Linked DNA regions of Homo sapiens: region 1 is linked to region 2. The links are chromatin loops, found by intact Hi-C in ENCODE. Cell type or tissue: dorsolateral prefrontal cortex. All regions are shown on one strand.

Region 1 (8,000 bases), 200 kb before region 2:
GCTGTGAACAATCTACATAATCAGATGATGTGGTCCCAAATATGAACTTGGGGAAATCTTTGATTTCTCCAGAAGGATGTATTTGTCTGTGTGAAGAAATTGTATTCAGTTTAATTTTTAATGACTTGCTACTAAAATTCCTATACTCTCCAAATGTAGCTTTCTGGGTAATTTGAGGTTGTCACCTTTTTCTCATTTAGAAGTACAGGATTAATTCAGTAGTTATGAGTAGACATCAGAGATGATGCTGAGCCTCCTACTGGCCAGGGCAAGAAAGGGAAACTCAAGAAATTCAGTTGTTCTCACTATCAGATAAAGAAAGTAGCATACCCAAATTCCACTGGGGAAACAATGATCATCTTTTTTACTTTAAAATCAAAAGGAAATTTCTTGTATGAAATTTCACCTGGGAGCCACTGAGGCATCATAGACAACCATTGCATCAATAGTTTATAGTAAATGTAATGGCAATACATGGCAGCACTTTCCTGCAAAATCCTTTAGAAAAAGCAAAGCCCAATTGAGCTAATTCTGAGAAGGCCGAGCAAATTTGGGGATCTTTTGGTGCCTGACTTAAAGGACAGAACTTCTGGGAAAGTAAATACTCAGCCTAGTCCTCAGACTGGCAGTTTCTAGATGTCATCTGCAGTCAGCTTCTAGGTGGTGACAGAGTTTTTTCTGCTCCCCAGAAAAAGGAGGGGAAAAAAGGGTAAGACATACATATTTCACAGCAAATTGGTTCACTTTCCTCACTTGAATAGGATTATGCTTTATTTTGTTGTATTTTTTTAAAGACAGGGCCTTGCTTGGTCACCCAGGCTGGAGTCCAGTGGCACAATCATAGCTCATGGTAACTTTGAACTCCTGGTCTCAAGCAATCCTCCCAGATTCAGCCTCCCCAAGGTGCTGGGATTCCTTACAGGCATGAACCACCCTGCCCAGCCCAACTATAGTTTATTTTAAGATGATGTCCTTCCAACTTTGGGAGGAGTTAAAAGTGCTTTGTTTGATGTGATAATGGTAGAAAATATGGTAGTTTTATATTTTGTATTGCTTGTTGAGTGTCTTTATTTGCCAGTATGAACTTGACAAGTCCTTATTGGCCCCCAAGCCTGAGGAGTGGCTATTACTGGTCCAAGAAGTCCCAAAATCTGGTAATGACAGCCATGGACTATATTCCCAAAATAGCATTTCACAAAGTAATAGAGGTAAGTGTCATACTTGCAGATGGGACCTTGGCAGGAGTACCCTTATCCTATTAGGGTGCTGAAGATGCCAAGGCCTCCCCAATATTCCCAGTACAGTAAGCTTCCTGAATGCCACCAGAATGGGTCTCAAGGATATCTGCATGAATCAACTTCAGGTGTGCAAGCTTGCAGATATATACTGGTTAAAACCCCATTGTTCTACTATCTGAGTGCAGAGGTTTTCAAAGCAATGTTATGTGTAAACTGTCTGTGATGTAAACAAGTTTCACTTAAGGCTTGACAATCTTTCTGATATTAAACACCCCAACTTGATGCTGGTCCATGGTGGAATTAGTTACAAAATGTATTCTCCCACATAATCTAATGAGTTGGTCTGCCATCTGGAAATATTTAGTAGTGTCCAACTGAATATAGAAGAATGATTGATGGAGGTGATTTACCCTTGATCAAGTTCATACTGAGTCACTCTTACAGTCACTCTTAGTCAAATAAGACTAAGTATTATTTGATGCTACTTCTAGTTTCTCCTGGTAAAAGCAGGCATCAGTACCTCAGAGGACACTTACTTCCCCATCCACGGTGGATCGACATTATTTCACCTTGGATTTTAGAATTTTTTGGTTTACAAATTACCTACCTACTGATATTTTTCTCAAAGGCAAATACCATGACTTCGACGAACAGTCTCATATTTTTAAAAAATGAATGCTTTGTACCAGGAATCATCCTTGGTAATGGGAATACAAAGATATTGCAGGAAAACTATCATTTAATAGGCAGGCACTCTGCTTTATATGGGCACACACACACACACACACACACACACATTGCAAGGGAGGTATTATTTTCCTTTTGTATATATATACATATATAGCTCCAAATTACCGAAAACTAGGAAGTAGAGTAGATCTATTTCTAGATAGATACCAGCCCTTTCTGATTTCAAAGCAACACTATGTTGTTCTAATAAGGCATAGTATCTTTCCTCAAAGAGTTCGAAGTCTAGTGCATTTGGCATACTTTTTGGGCCCTGAGCACCTCTGTCTGTTTTTTCTATGTTTAGAGAATTTCCTACCTATGAGTCCAAGACAGAAGACAGAAACGCACTTTCCCAGCCTTCCTTACATATGACTTAGGCTCCTTCAATCAGGACTTTTATTTGGAAGGGAATGGAAAAAAAAATGCACCATGTGAATTCCATTTCACTAAGGGCAGTGGCAGAGCCATCCGGGTTTCAGAGGCAGCAGGGGCAGAGGTTTTGAGATGGCATTCAGTGCCCAGGAGCGTGGGACCAAGATCTGGTGCTTGTGCTCCGTGCTGCAGCAGCTGTCTCCCCTGGAGTCATCTTAGATATAGATCCTAATGTCTAACCCAGATTTTCTGACTTACCTGGAAATTCTCTGGGCCTTCTAATAACTTTTAGTAAATTTTTTTTTCTGCTTAACTAGTTAAATTTAGTTCTATTGTTGTCAACTAAAGGTCGTGACTTTATTTCCCTCACAATGGCTTCAATATAATAGACATTTCATAAATCTACTTTGTTGGTTGACAAATGAAAAAAATGATTTAACAGAATAAATTAATAGAAGATAAACTTTCTAGGCTCTTATACATCCTTGTCACCCTCTGTTTTTTGAATATATCTCAATTTATCAACATCCTTCCAAAATATGTCATCCAGAACTAAAAACAATGTTGCAATGTGGCCTGATTAGTATTGAAGAGTATAGGGTGATCACCTTTCTTGGTTTAAGCTGTATATCTCTATTCATGCAGTCTGAAATGACATAAGCATAAGCTCTCTTAGTAGCTGTATCACATGATTAAGAAAGAAAGCCTGAGAACTTATAGGATTTAGTAATCAATATTCAGTATGAGCCTAAATATGTGAGGTGGTTACTAGAAGAGTCAATTCAGCTTTAGATGGCGCCAATAACAGGGGAAAAGAGAACTAACCAAAAGCAGAATGGGCTGAGTTCCAAACTCATAAGTTCCTAGTCATGAAAGAACAAAGACTGCATGGCCTCCAGCCAAGGATGCCTGAAAAGGAATTTCTGCTTTGAATAAGAGGATGTGCAGGATAATAAAGCCCATGGTTCTGTGATTCTGTCTTCCAAGACAACACAGAATCACAGACTATGAATTACCTGAATGTGGGGCTTACAAATGTCAGTTGTGGAGGTTCTTGAGGTCAAGGCACTTGTAACTCAAATACCTTGATTATGCATTACAGAAATATTCAGATGAAGTTTATCCCTATAAGGCAATTTAAATATTTAATCCTGGCTGAAGTTGGGAAAATTTCAAAATCCAACAAAGAGAAACTGCTATGAAATGTACCCCATTCATCAAATATTTGTTAAAAGGGAGGGAAGAGCTTTGTGCCCTATTGGTGTTTTCAATGGGGTGAGGAAGCTGACAATAAATAAAAACATGAAACATAAGTAAATTATAGAGTATGTCAGAAGCTATGAAAAAGAAAATGCAGGACAGAATAAAAAGAATCCAGAAGGCAGGTGAGTTTGCAATTTTACATGAGTGATCAGCCTAGTTCTCATTGAGAAGATGATTTTTGGGCAGACTGGAGGGAATTGAAGAAGCCAGCCATGGGGCTGTCTGGGAAAAGAGCTTTCCTGGCAGAGAGAAGAGCTAGAACAAAGGCCTGAGGCAAGAGTGGGCCTAGTGTATTCCAGGGACAGCAGGGAGCCAGTGTATCTGGAGCCCAGTAAACAGAGGAGAGAGAATTAAGGAGAGGAGGTCAGAGAAGGGTCAGATCATGTAGGGCCTTGCAGGTCATTGTAAGGACATTGATTTAATCCTGAAGAGGTGACAGGGTCAAGCAGGAGACTTGTGTGGGGGCTGTTGCTACACTCCAGGTAAACAGTGATGGTGGCTGTGATCAAGCTGGTAGTAATGGTGGCGGTGAGAGGTTGTGAGATTGTGAATATATTTAAAAGGAAAGCTAACAGGACTTTGTTGTGGGAAGTCAAGGACCCCGAACGGAGGGACCAGCTGGAGCCGCGGCAGAGGAACATAAATTGTGAAGATTTCATTTTAATATGGACATATATCAGTTCCCAATTAATACTTTTATAATTTCTTATGCCTGTCTTTACTTCAGTCTCTGAACATAAATTGTGAAGATTTCATTTTAATATGGACATCTATCAGTTCCCAAAATTAATACTTTTATAATTTCTTATGCCTGTCTTACTTTAATCTCTTAATCCTGTTATCTTCCTAAGCTGAGGATGTACGTCACCTTAGGACCACTATTGTGTTAACCATACAAATTGATTGTAAAACATGTGTGTTCGAACAATATGAAATCAGTGCACCTTGAAAAAGAACAGAATAACAGTGATTTTAGGGAAGAAGGGAAGACAACCATAAGGTCTGACTGCCTGCGGGGTCAGGCAGAATAGAGCCATATTTTTCTTCTTGCAGAGAGCCTATAAACAGACATGCAAGTAGGAGAGATATCACTAAATTCTTTTCCTAGCAAGGAATATTAAGACCCTAGGAAAAGAATTGCATTCCTCGGGGGAGGTCTATAAATGGCCACTCTGGGAGTGTCTGTCTTATGCGATTGAGATAAGGACTGAAATACGCCCTGGTCTCCTGCAGTACCCTCAGGCTTACTAGGATTGGGAAACCCCAGCCCTGGTAAATTTGAGGTCACACACGTTCTCTGCTCTCGAACCCTGTTTTCTGTTGTTTAAGATGTTTATCAAGACAATATGTGCACCGCTGAACATAGACCCCTATCAGGAGTTTCTGGTTTTGCCCTGGTCCTGTTTCCTCAGGAGCATGTGATCTTTGTTCTCCTTTTTGCCCCTTGAAGCATGTGATCTTTGTGACCTACTCCCTGTTCGTACACCACCCCCCGCTTTTGAAATCCCTAATAAAAACTTGCTGGCTTTGCAGCTCAAGTAGGCATCACAGACCTACCGATATGTGATGTCACCCCCAGAGGCCCAGCTGTAAAATTCCTCTCTTTGTACTCTTTCTCTTTATTTCTCAGCCGGCCGACACTTATGGAAAATAGAAAGAACCTATATTGAAATATTGGGGGTGGGTTCCCCCAATAGGACTTTCCTGACAGATTAAATGCCATTGTGTTAAAGAAAAAAAATAAAGGGCAAATCCAAGGCTTTAGGCCTAAGCCACTGGAAAGCTGGAGTTGCCAACAGGTGGGAGGAACAGTTCAGGGAAGAAGAGGAGGTTGTCTGGGGCCATGTGAAGCATGCCAGGCATGTGGAGGAGTTGAATCGGCAGTGGAACCTACTGGTTTGGAGATGTAGGAAAGGTCTAGGCTACAGACAGAAATTGTAGTGTGGTCAGCATTTGGATGCATTTAGTGTCATGATGCTGGATGAGGAAGGAGAGTAGATTTGGGAAAAGGAGGATGAAGGGAAGAACCCTGGATCGTCTTGGGCATAAAGGCTTGGAGAGAAGAGAATCAGCAAAATACATTAAAAAAGAACAAGAATGAGGCAGCAGAAAAACAAGCAAGTGTGGTGTCATTAATGTTTAAATATCTAATTTTGAAGACCTCAGAAGGCTACTAAAACACCTCATTCATTTTGTTTGCAATTAAGAAAGAAAATTATATTATAGCTCTTGCCAGGAAGAAGGAACAGGAGGAAGGGAGAGATGGAGAGAAAGGGACTGTAATGAAAGAGAATCAAAGAAAAAGTGGGAGAAGGAGAAAAGGAGAAAGTGTAGCATAACAGCCCTTTATCCTTAAAGATTTTAAATCACACAAAAAAATTTAAATGTAAGACTTAATCCTACTCTGAAACTCATCTGAACTATTTTTAAGTCCTCTGTAACATTTGATTATATCCTGCTTTTTTTCTCCCTGAGAAAGAGGGAGGAAGGGAAGGAAGGAATTACGCTAGATGCTTCCACATAGTTATTTTGTTTAATTATGACAACCTTGAAATATATAAGTCATTAGCCCTATTTTATACTTTTGTTTGTTTTGGAAGAGACAGGGTCTCACTATGTTGCCCAGGCTGGTCTTGAACTCCTGGCCTCAAGTGATCCTCTTGCCTTGGCCTCCCAAACTGCTGGGATTATAGGTGTGAGCCACTGTTCCTGGGCCTGTTTTATGGATGCAGAAACTAGGGATTGAAAAGTAACTTTTTCAAGCTGCAATATTAGTAAAAAATAGAAACTAGAACAACTCATTGCCTCCACACAATCAACTAGAAACAAATTAAAGTTGTAAAGATTTTATTTTTTCCTTACCTTTTCCTTAAGGGTAGATTCCTAGGATTGCTCAGTTCAAAGTTGACACTGAGTCTCCCCTGATTCCCTCAACCTGTGTTATTTTGTGTTTACATGGGATTATGCTTGTTAATGGATAGTGAATAAATTATAGTTATCTCTTTAATTAATCATTGCTCTGCACTATTTATTACATGGCTAATGGAATATTTTTGTAATTATTTCCCCATATGTGAAGGTAACACTTTAAGCCTTTTTAAATGTCACCAAAGAAGCTACTTCTAGATTCTTTGGGACAGTTGTACTAGCAGATCATGGTGTTTTCTAAAAATAAGCTTTCCCTCAGAACAAAACTCAATCAGAAATGTCATACTTGAACAAGATTATGAAAAAGTGTGTTAAGAGATGTCAAATCATCATGACATATAAACCATGCTGGTCAGCGAATTAATGCTCAGTTTATACATTCTTTCTAGGACATTCTAGGATACAAAAAGAGAGGTGGTGTGATACTGGGGAGAAAATGCAGACCTTGCTTTAGAACCTGGCTCTATTATTTCCCAGCAATACTGAATTTGCAGGATTCCAAATCACCTCCCTTCATTGCACCCTTCATTCATTGTTCCTGTCTCCGACTCAATATGCCAGTCCTAGACATGCTCATTCAGAAGACACATTGTCATACCTATCCCCACACAGCCCCATGTCTCCTCCACCTGCCTACCCACCCCTGTTCTCTGCATGGCCAAATGCAAAGACCTCAGGCCTTGCTGTTCTCTTTAAAGAATCACACCCATCCCCAAACTTGCTGAGCTATTGCCCAAATCTCTCTTAATTACTTTTGATGTAGTCCCCTAGAATTTATCCTTCTCCACTCACTTTGAAAAGATGGGTGGAAGGTAGAAATAAAGCAAAATGTACCCAATTCATAAATGTCCACTTTTCCATGGTAAGCATTTCAGACACAAATTAATGTATTTAACTTCACTCTCAGGGATCCTTGAAGTGGCATTCTTTGGGGTGATAGAAAACAAAAATCTTATATACTAATCAATTTAAATGTATCCAGAACTGCTTTGATTCTGCATTACAAATCAAGGCCACTAATGGTGTTCAATAAATATATTTGCTGAATAGATTGAGTTGGTCATGCATTCTTGTGGTCGTACCACAAGCCTTAATTAAATATGTCTGTAATAACTATATAAAAGCTTAAATGTTGCTTTATTTCATCAGGACCTCTGAAAGTTAATAAATACAATTAATCAAAGTTAGATCACTACTTGGCACTTTCTGATGACAAACGTAATATTTTCATAAACTTTACCACTTTCAAAGCATCTTATGCCACTGGATTCTCCATAACCCTGTGAGCGTCACTATGCCCAATTTTTAGTTGAGGAACATTAGGCTCAAAGTCGTAATTTGCCCAACATTACACAGCCAGGGAATGGTGGAGCCACCATCAGAACTCAGATATTCTGGATCCCAATTCCCTTCGAAGTTTAGGGCTTTTCCTTATTAATATCATCTGCCACGTTCACCCACCACAGTCCG
Region 2 (8,000 bases):
CCGCACACGTTGACTCTCCCTCCTAATCCCCAGGACCCCGAGGGCTCTCCCACATCTCCCGCAGCAAGAGCCACCGATCCCCCTTAAGAAGCGTTGACTGTACGGCGGCGCCAGAGGGCCAAACTAAGTTCGGTTTCGGGAAACGCTCTCGGGAGCAGTTCTGTAAATCCCTGCTGGGAGCAGAGACTGCGAAAAGCTGAGTCCGCCGATCGTGCCCGGGACAAGGCTGCCTTCCACTCGCCCTCGCCGCATCTACCTGGTAGGCGGCATGCGCACGGGCTTAGAGGCTTGAGAGCCTCTGGAAGAGAAAGGGTCCCAGGAAGGAAACCTGCCCCCGGCCTAAGTGTCGGCGCCCAGATCACCACGAACCCCGCACCTAGGCGCCGCCCACCAAGTTCCAAAGAAGTCCGAGGCGACCTGGGAGTCGGTCGGATCCCAGCCGAGAAAAGAAACAAGCAGGATAGCAATTCTTAGGGGAGCCACCCTGGGAGTTTTAGGCAGCGTTTGCCTTTCCCTGGTTTTCTTCACCAAGCCCCATCCTCCCCCCGCATACCACCCCCAGTCAAAAGAGTGGGAGAAAATGCACAGTTCGAAGTCGGTGAGAGCAAAAATGGGTCTAGTAAATCAACCCGTGGTGGTAGCTAAAAGGTTTGGGGCTGCAAAGAAACAAACTGTAAGTTTTGAGCAACAAACTTTTTCTTCAATCTGTAATATGTCGAAATGGGAAGGGGGTGTTGCAAAAGCCAACTACCACTGTCAAACTTAGCCCGTTTACAACATGGGGAAAGGCGTATTTCTTACTAATATCTCAACAACGATAACAATGCTGTATCCTTCCTTACCTTGATGTTGAACTGCGAATCCTCCTCCGGATCAATGTCCAGGAACTTAGAAGAATTGGTGATATTAGGAGTTCAGTACTTCTGGAAAAAAATGCAAATGGTTTAGCCAGGATCTTTCCTGTCTGATTCGTCACTATTATTATATCTGATGATGCGAATGGTTGGAGCGATTCAATCCTAAGTCATTAATGAGCTATTTTATAAACACCACTGTCTGAAGATCTTCATTTACATTTTGCTAAGGATCACTTCGCTAACCTCACAGGCTTGTGTCAACAGCATGATTTGCAGGACTTCAGTTACACTCTTATAAACAACACGGCTGTATTGTTAATCGGTTAATATTTTATAAAGTGTAAATATTTTATTATGTTTTGAAGGGAACTATTGATTCTAAATTATTAAACCCCTGAGAAGGACTATTTAAATGAAATATACAATTAAGTACAATTAAATGTACATTGTGGTTAGTTTGTTTTCAGATTCTGCACCCTTTTAAATTCATTGCTTTTCTCTTTACTGGAGTTTCCTCTTGTCCATTTCTGATACTGAAAAAAATCTATCATGTTAGGAAAAAGCCTAAATTATTTAAAGTTGCATTAAACTTAGAGGAAAATGTCAAATACGATTAATTATGACCAGAAATGTATTTTGGATGTTTGTAGAGTTGTATTTCATATCACATTTTACAAATTTCTTCCGATTTAAAGGAGAGTTCTAGGAAGTTTTGTGATCTATGTCCGGTGTGGGTTTTTGTCCTCTCGAGTTTTGTCTCTAATAAAGGCCTTTTTTGTTTCAAATTACATACGCTTTTTACTGCACAATTTTTGTATTGACCTTATTTCAACTGAAGCGATTATTTCCAGCAGGTTTAATTTCGACAATAAGATATATTTTAATAGTTTTACCTTTCGCTAGAATTTTGTATTGTTTAAAACAGTAAATGAATAAATTTGCTGATGATTCAAGAATATTTGTTTGGTTTCGTTTTGTATCCCTCAAAAGGTTTATTTCCAAACTTTTTAAAACAAAATCACGAGAAAAGAGTTGTTTTAATTACGTTTGATTTTTAAAAATACTTTTATCTAAAACCCATTTTGTGCATTAGGAGATAGTTTGCTTCCATGCTCAAAACATGGAGTTCACATCTGGGGGACATTTTTATCCCTCAGTTTCCTTCTAACTGACGTTTTTGTCGGGAATCTGCTCAGACTTTTCCCCTTTTCTTCACCCACCTCCCAAGTTTTCCTTATGTAATTTAGTAAAAGGCCGCCTGTTTTTCACAAACACGGATTTGTTATTTTAAAAATCAATAGATCTTTATATGCTAGTGTTAAAGGTGTATGGTTTTTCTTATTTCCATCTTCTCTCCTTTTCTCTCTGTCAGGCCTTCTTTTATGGCCTGCACTCTAATGACGTTTCTTGATTTCTCTTTGTCGACACCAAGTTTTTGTTGTGCGTGCTTTCGACCCTGGTCAACCTTCCTTCCTAGAGGCCCGCTCCGGACAGCGTAGGCCTGGGCGCCTGGGTGGAGGGTGCAGGGTGCCGGGCGCGGGACTTCGGCTCTCGCCTGGGCCATCCCGGGCTCTGAGGGCCCGGCATCCATCCCCAAGGTCCATGGCTTTCAAGTTCGGTCACCCAGGCAGAGAGACCCTGCCTTTTAAAGAGCCCTGGAAAGTTGCGCCGCGTTTTCCCTCAACCCTGGAACACGCAGGGAAAACTATGGGAATCGCCCGCGTCAAAAGCTTTCGACGGCTTCTAGGAACCCAAGCGGGCCTGCCTCTTCCCCTGGAGCTTGCCCTCCTGGGGGCGGGAGGAGGGCGGGAGGGAATCATTTCTTTCAAATGAAGCCCACGCCAGCTCTGAAGCCAATTTCCGCCGCGGACTGTCCGTGGAGAGTTGGCGACCAACACTTTCTCGGACGGCATAACCGCGAGGGGCTTAGACTGGAAATCAGATGCGCCAAGAGGACAAGAGCCAGGGGCCAGAATACCCCAGTGGGGGACGCGCCTTGGAGGACGGTTCGCCCAGGGTGGGCTTCAGCCCTTTCCCAGAGTGCTCCGGGCGTCTGGGGACTGACCGGAGCGCAGGGCGGGGGACACTTACTTCGTTATCCGCACGCCTTCCTCGTTGGCATCAGAGCCGGACAAATCCCAACCCGCGCCAGGCAAAGATAAATGACTCCTGGCTCCCCCGGCAGCTCAGGGGGTCTGGGCGGGGGCGGAGAGGGAAGGAAGCCGTCGGCCGCCGGAGGTAGAGACTGTGGAGGTCCTCCTCCCGGCCCCAAGCGAATGAGCCCCTGCGGCCCGAGCAGAGAGATACGCCTCAGAGGGACGACTGATGGGGAAGGATGGTGGGCAACGAGTCTGCGCTAGGCGGTGAGCCTAGCACCCCAGAGGCCCGAGGGTCTGGGGCTAGTGGGGCCGACCGTTCAGGAGCCGGGTGGGCGGGAAGGGAATTGCCAAGGTCGGCCCAGGAGCTGCCTCAGGCGAGGACGGGGAGCTTTCTGCACTGGGCTTCCCGGGGTAGGAGATGGGCGTCGGGTGTGGGCACTGCCTGCCCTGGGGGAAGAAAGCGAGGAGATAGGTTTCAGAGCTGGGGGAGTCGTTGGTGGGAGATCTGGTGTCCCTTCGGCGGCCGCGGGCCGGGGGACCGGGGAAGACGGAGGGTCCTGCGGCCTGGAGCACCACCCTACCACACCAGGCAACGCCCCCCGGGGCGCCCTTCATTCTTTTGCAGAGCCCAGAACTTAATAGGTGGGTCCCCTTCTGCAACCACGCTGCGAGAGAATGACTGCCCTGCTAATCTAGTTTACTTGTAGAAATCGACTGTAAACCGGGACAACAAGGCAAGGGTGGGGGAAGAAAAGGAAGCGCCGAAGGAGCCGCCGCTGCGTCCCCGCCCCCAGCTCGGAGCTGCCGGGGTTGGGGCCCCGGGTGGCGCTCCCGACCCGCCGCGTTTTCCTTAGGGAAACACCGAGTGAGGCAGAGGATCTCAGGCCCAAGGTGGCTGCGAAGAGCCCCGAGGCCTCGGCTTGGCGTCAATGTCCCGCCACCCTCGAGCCCGGGTCACTGCCCGGGTCCCGGCCCGGAGCCCCAGCGTCCTCTCCCGACAGCGCCACCGCGTGGGCTGAGGCCGAAACCTTCGGCGCCGGCTCTGCCGGTCGCGTCCCGGAGCCAACCCTTCCGCGTCGCCTGCAGTCCACGGGTTAAGGATGTGGCGGGGGATGGGCAGGTCCCTGGCCCAGGGTACCACCGGGCCACTCAACACAAAAACGCCCTGGCGCGTGCAAAATACGAACGCCCACAGTTTGTCCCAACCCCTTGAAATGAAAAGTACACCTGGAAAGCCCAAGATAGCACCCGGTCCGCACCCCAAATTTCAGGCAGGCCAGCAGGCGTCCAGAAATCCGCTCCCACCCCTCGTAGGGGCAGGCAAGCTCAGGCAGCCGGGTGCAAGGGGGCCCAAACCGCAGTTGCCTCCCGAACGCTTTGAGGCTATGGGCCCACGCCGGTCTTGAACCAAGCGGAGAGGGCGAAAAAGCCCGCTGCGGGACCCACGGTCCCAGACACCTACTGGAGCCAGGGACGAGGGGGGCAGTGTATCCGGCGGCCCAAACTCGTAAGGAGTGGGGGCCAACTTAGAGGGCTTCCCGAGCTGGCGCCTCGCCTGTTTTCTCGGTATCACGAATCCCCTCGGACACCGTTTCAGTCCGTCAAGACCTTGGCCTCCGGGAAAGGCCCAAGTGACTGTGACGGCGGCGACTCGGGCTCAGTTCTCCCCCACCCCGTGGTGCCTTCCCTCCCCGCCCTACAGCCAAGCCCAGAGGAACAGGGCATCGCCTCGCGCGGTCCCGGAGCCACATCCGGACTTGGGAACCCCGTGTCGGGCTTAGAGGACTTCACTGGGCGGGTTGGGGTTTATTTTCAATAAATTCAGCTGTTCACATACACCCCCACCACCATTTCCACGCGCGCGCGCGCACACACACACACACACACACAGAGGGACTTGTCAACTATTGAGACAGCGACCCAGAAAGGTGTAAATTCACCTGGTGCCCACCCAATTGCAAAGCTCCCAGACCCACACAAAACACTAGCGAGCCCTGGAGGTCTGAGACGCCCCGCGCCCGACTCACGGCGCGAACACCAGCGCTCCGGCCGGGTCGCAGGGGCCGGTGCCCAGCGGGCCGGGGTCTGGCGAGCCAGGCAGCGGGCCGGCTGAGCTCCTGCGCCCCGCGGTCGCGTGGCCTACTCGCCTACTCCCTTATTATTGGCTGGGACCTGTTCCTTTCCAAAGTGTGATGCCCGGTGTCCTACCCTAGGCCACGCGGAGCTCTCTCCCGGCGTGTCGGGCCCTGCGCCCCTGCCCAGTGGCTCACCTCGGCTCGCTGCGCCCGCCTTCGCCCCAAGTGCCCAGGACGGAGCGAGGGGCTGTGGGTCGGCGCAGGGACGCTGGCTGCTCACCTCCAGGAGCCGACAGAAGGTGCCTTCGGCGTCACGCGTCCAACCCTGGGGCTGATTTAAATAACTAATAAGCTCAGAGAAATTTTACGAGGGGAACTTTTCCTTTTAGTATCAATAAAGCCTAGTAATTGGGTTTGTTGGTTACCTAAGCTCGAGTTCGACTTTCTCAGTCTCTCTCTCTCTCTCTCTTTCTCATTCAGAGGCAACGTTTTCAAAAACCGGCAATTGCGTGTGCGTTTGGGGTGTGCAAGTGTGAGTGTAGATGTGTGAAAGTTATTTGTTTCAGCAGTCCTTGTCTCGAGAGCAATCATCATTGTAGCTTTGAGTGAAGAGTTTTCAAAGGTGAACTGTTGTTATTTCTGTCAACAGAAAACTGTTGACAACCATTCAAGTCTCACAATACAAGTATAATATAAGGGAGGGTGGAATATCTAAAGACTGTCCCGTTGGATATGACAGAAAGACATCTGCAGTGTTTCCCTAATAGTTTGCATTTTAATTAACTTTCATTACATTCTGACTTCCACTCAATATCCGTTGTTTTCAGTAAAGACTTCTATATGATAAAACGTTGTAATTTTTGTTCTGGTTTTCCAATCTTCTTGAAAACCAGTTCTTAATTGTAAGGAATTTTTCCACCTGGGAACCATGCCGTAATTTAAAAATATAAAAGACCTTTCATGAACAATAACTGCAAATAACCCATTTGTTAGTGTCTGCGGAGTTGCTGGCACCTATACAAAGTCTCTGAAATATAAAGGCAATCTAAGAATGTTTCTCTCCAACCATAGTGATATATACTTTTTTCGTTTTTGTTGTGTGGAAGTTAAAAACACTTTTAAAGTTACTTTTTAGAAAAGTGTTGTGCTAAAATTTACCTGAACTTAAATTCCTTATCAATGTTAGCCTAACGAAATGAAGAGTATTTCTGAATCAGATTATTGTTAGAGTCATATGCTAAATAGTAAAGGAAAAGAAATGGGAATTAAAGTTTGCAAACCAAGACCAGGGAAAAGTCGGCTCCAGAAGTTACCAGGAACCCACCCAAACCTGTGCACTCATATCTCCTGTATTTACATATTATAGACAACTTTTCCTTTCCACTTTTAGCTAGAAAAGTGGTGGGCTCCCCTTAGTTCGTCTCGTTTTATGCTGTAAGACCCAAAGTCTGCTGAGGGCTGCCCCTGCCAGGTAACTTCCGGAGACCCGGAGTTACTTGGAGACAGACCCGGCCCTTTGCACATTCCAAGTGAAGGACGTCTCGCGCATTCTTCCCAGAGCTACCACACACCTAACCTCTTCTGGACACCCAACAGCTGGGGCACTGGAGCACCTGACCCTACTCAAGATCATCCCCCAGCCCTTGCCGGCACTTAGGGACAGCAGAATCTGAGCTGTGGGTGTACATACTCCCCATTTTCTGCTTTCCCAGAGGATCACAGACAACTTTTCTTCCCATCTGCTCCCGCTGGACTCCTATGATCACCCATCATCCCCAGTTGTTGCTATCTCTGAGCTCTTGGTGACCAGCCCTTGTCCCCCAAGCTGACCAAGTTGAGAGAGTACTTGTCCTCCCAGCACTGTCTCTCAGTATCAGGAAGTTGAGATCAGTGGCAGGGAAAGATGGAAGGATTGGCAAGGAAAGTGCAGGGCCAAGTAGAGTAGCTCAGAGCCTCAGCAATGGGCACCTGTCCTCCCCCAAACAACCTGTGGTCTCTCCGGCTCCCTGCTTTTCCACCATTGGTCCCATCCTGGGCTACCAGCCTCCACTGAGCTGCTCTGGGAACTTAGGGTGTCTCACATTACTTCCCTGCTATGGCATATTTTGGTTTCAGTTGAGCTATTTTCTGAAGATGTGGATACTCCAGTTTTATTCTTTTTCTGTCTGTGTCTCAGTACTCTTTTCCTTTTTTAAGAATGTTCCCCAAGCCTGGCTTTTGCCAGACCCTGTGCCATCTCCCCAAGCTCTATTTACAAGAACAAGAAGTGATTTGTCTGTTTATAGCAGGTTTAATTAAGACAGTTATGCGCCGTGAACTCTTTGGGCCTCAATCAATGCACTTAGATTTGGAAACTCAGATAGAATCACATCTTACACGTGCGGCCCCGGCTGGCCGCCCAGGCTGAGGACAGAGCTATTGTTTTCTACATCAGCCTCACTGGAACTGGGCAAGTCCCCTGCAGAACTGGCACCCCCTGCTCCTCCCAAGAGACCTCAAGTCAGGTCTCCCGGCCAGACTCAGGCCTTTCTAATACAGGCGTGAAGGGCGGGACGCCCAGAGCCCTCTTGTTGGCCGGTGGCTAAGGAGCCAGGTGGATAACTTCTGCGGATTCGGCTTTCAGGCTGCTGGAGCTCTCCCCAGCCCGAGGCCTTAGCCCAGCGCAATCCCTTGTCCAGACCGGCCAGTTTCCGCGTGGCGAAAAAGGGGGAGGCAAGTGTGTCTTTTCCAAGGAGCTTTTATCCAACAGCCTCCCCTCCCCCCAACTCTCAGCCTTAGGTGCCGGGCTTCAGCCGAAGCGTTTTTCAAATTTGTCATCATTGGAAACCTCGGACAAGTGGAGTGTAAAATTTTGAGGGTTTCCAGGTAGGCTCTGACTTCAGGCATTCAATGAAAGGGGAAGAGGGCTGAGGGCGGGGGAGAGAGACAAGCACAGAGGGCTCCCTGTAGTCGGCAGGAATTCCCTCCCT

Evidence for each region. Peaks named below come from ENCODE experiments on the same cell type or tissue, not always from the same donor. Only the 100,000 strongest peaks of a DNase experiment are listed, where the experiment ranks them.
Region 1: it touches region 2 in a loop (2.2-fold over the local background); 6 of 110 quality-filtered maps call a loop at or near these places.

Annotation. Positions count from the first base shown.
Region 1 is chr2:199,258,235-199,266,234 of GRCh38, forward strand. No RefSeq gene overlaps it. Among named protein-coding and RNA genes, the nearest start is that of SATB2, 200 kb to the right of the region's middle. In dorsolateral prefrontal cortex, no CTCF peak of the experiment used is centred here; a DNase peak (open chromatin) is centred at 3,217.
Region 2 is chr2:199,459,610-199,467,609 of GRCh38, forward strand. It overlaps a transcript of SATB2 not described here. Among named protein-coding and RNA genes, the nearest start is that of SATB2-AS1, 4.5 kb to the right of the region's middle. RefSeq lists enhancers at 1-211, 2,706-3,471. In dorsolateral prefrontal cortex, CTCF peaks have their summits at 13, 212, 3,998 (motif pointing left) and 4,197; DNase peaks (open chromatin) are centred at 112, 2,539, 3,972, 4,607 and 2 weaker places; H3K4me3 peaks cover 5,716 bases; H3K27ac peaks cover 8,000 bases; H3K27me3 peaks cover 7,101 bases.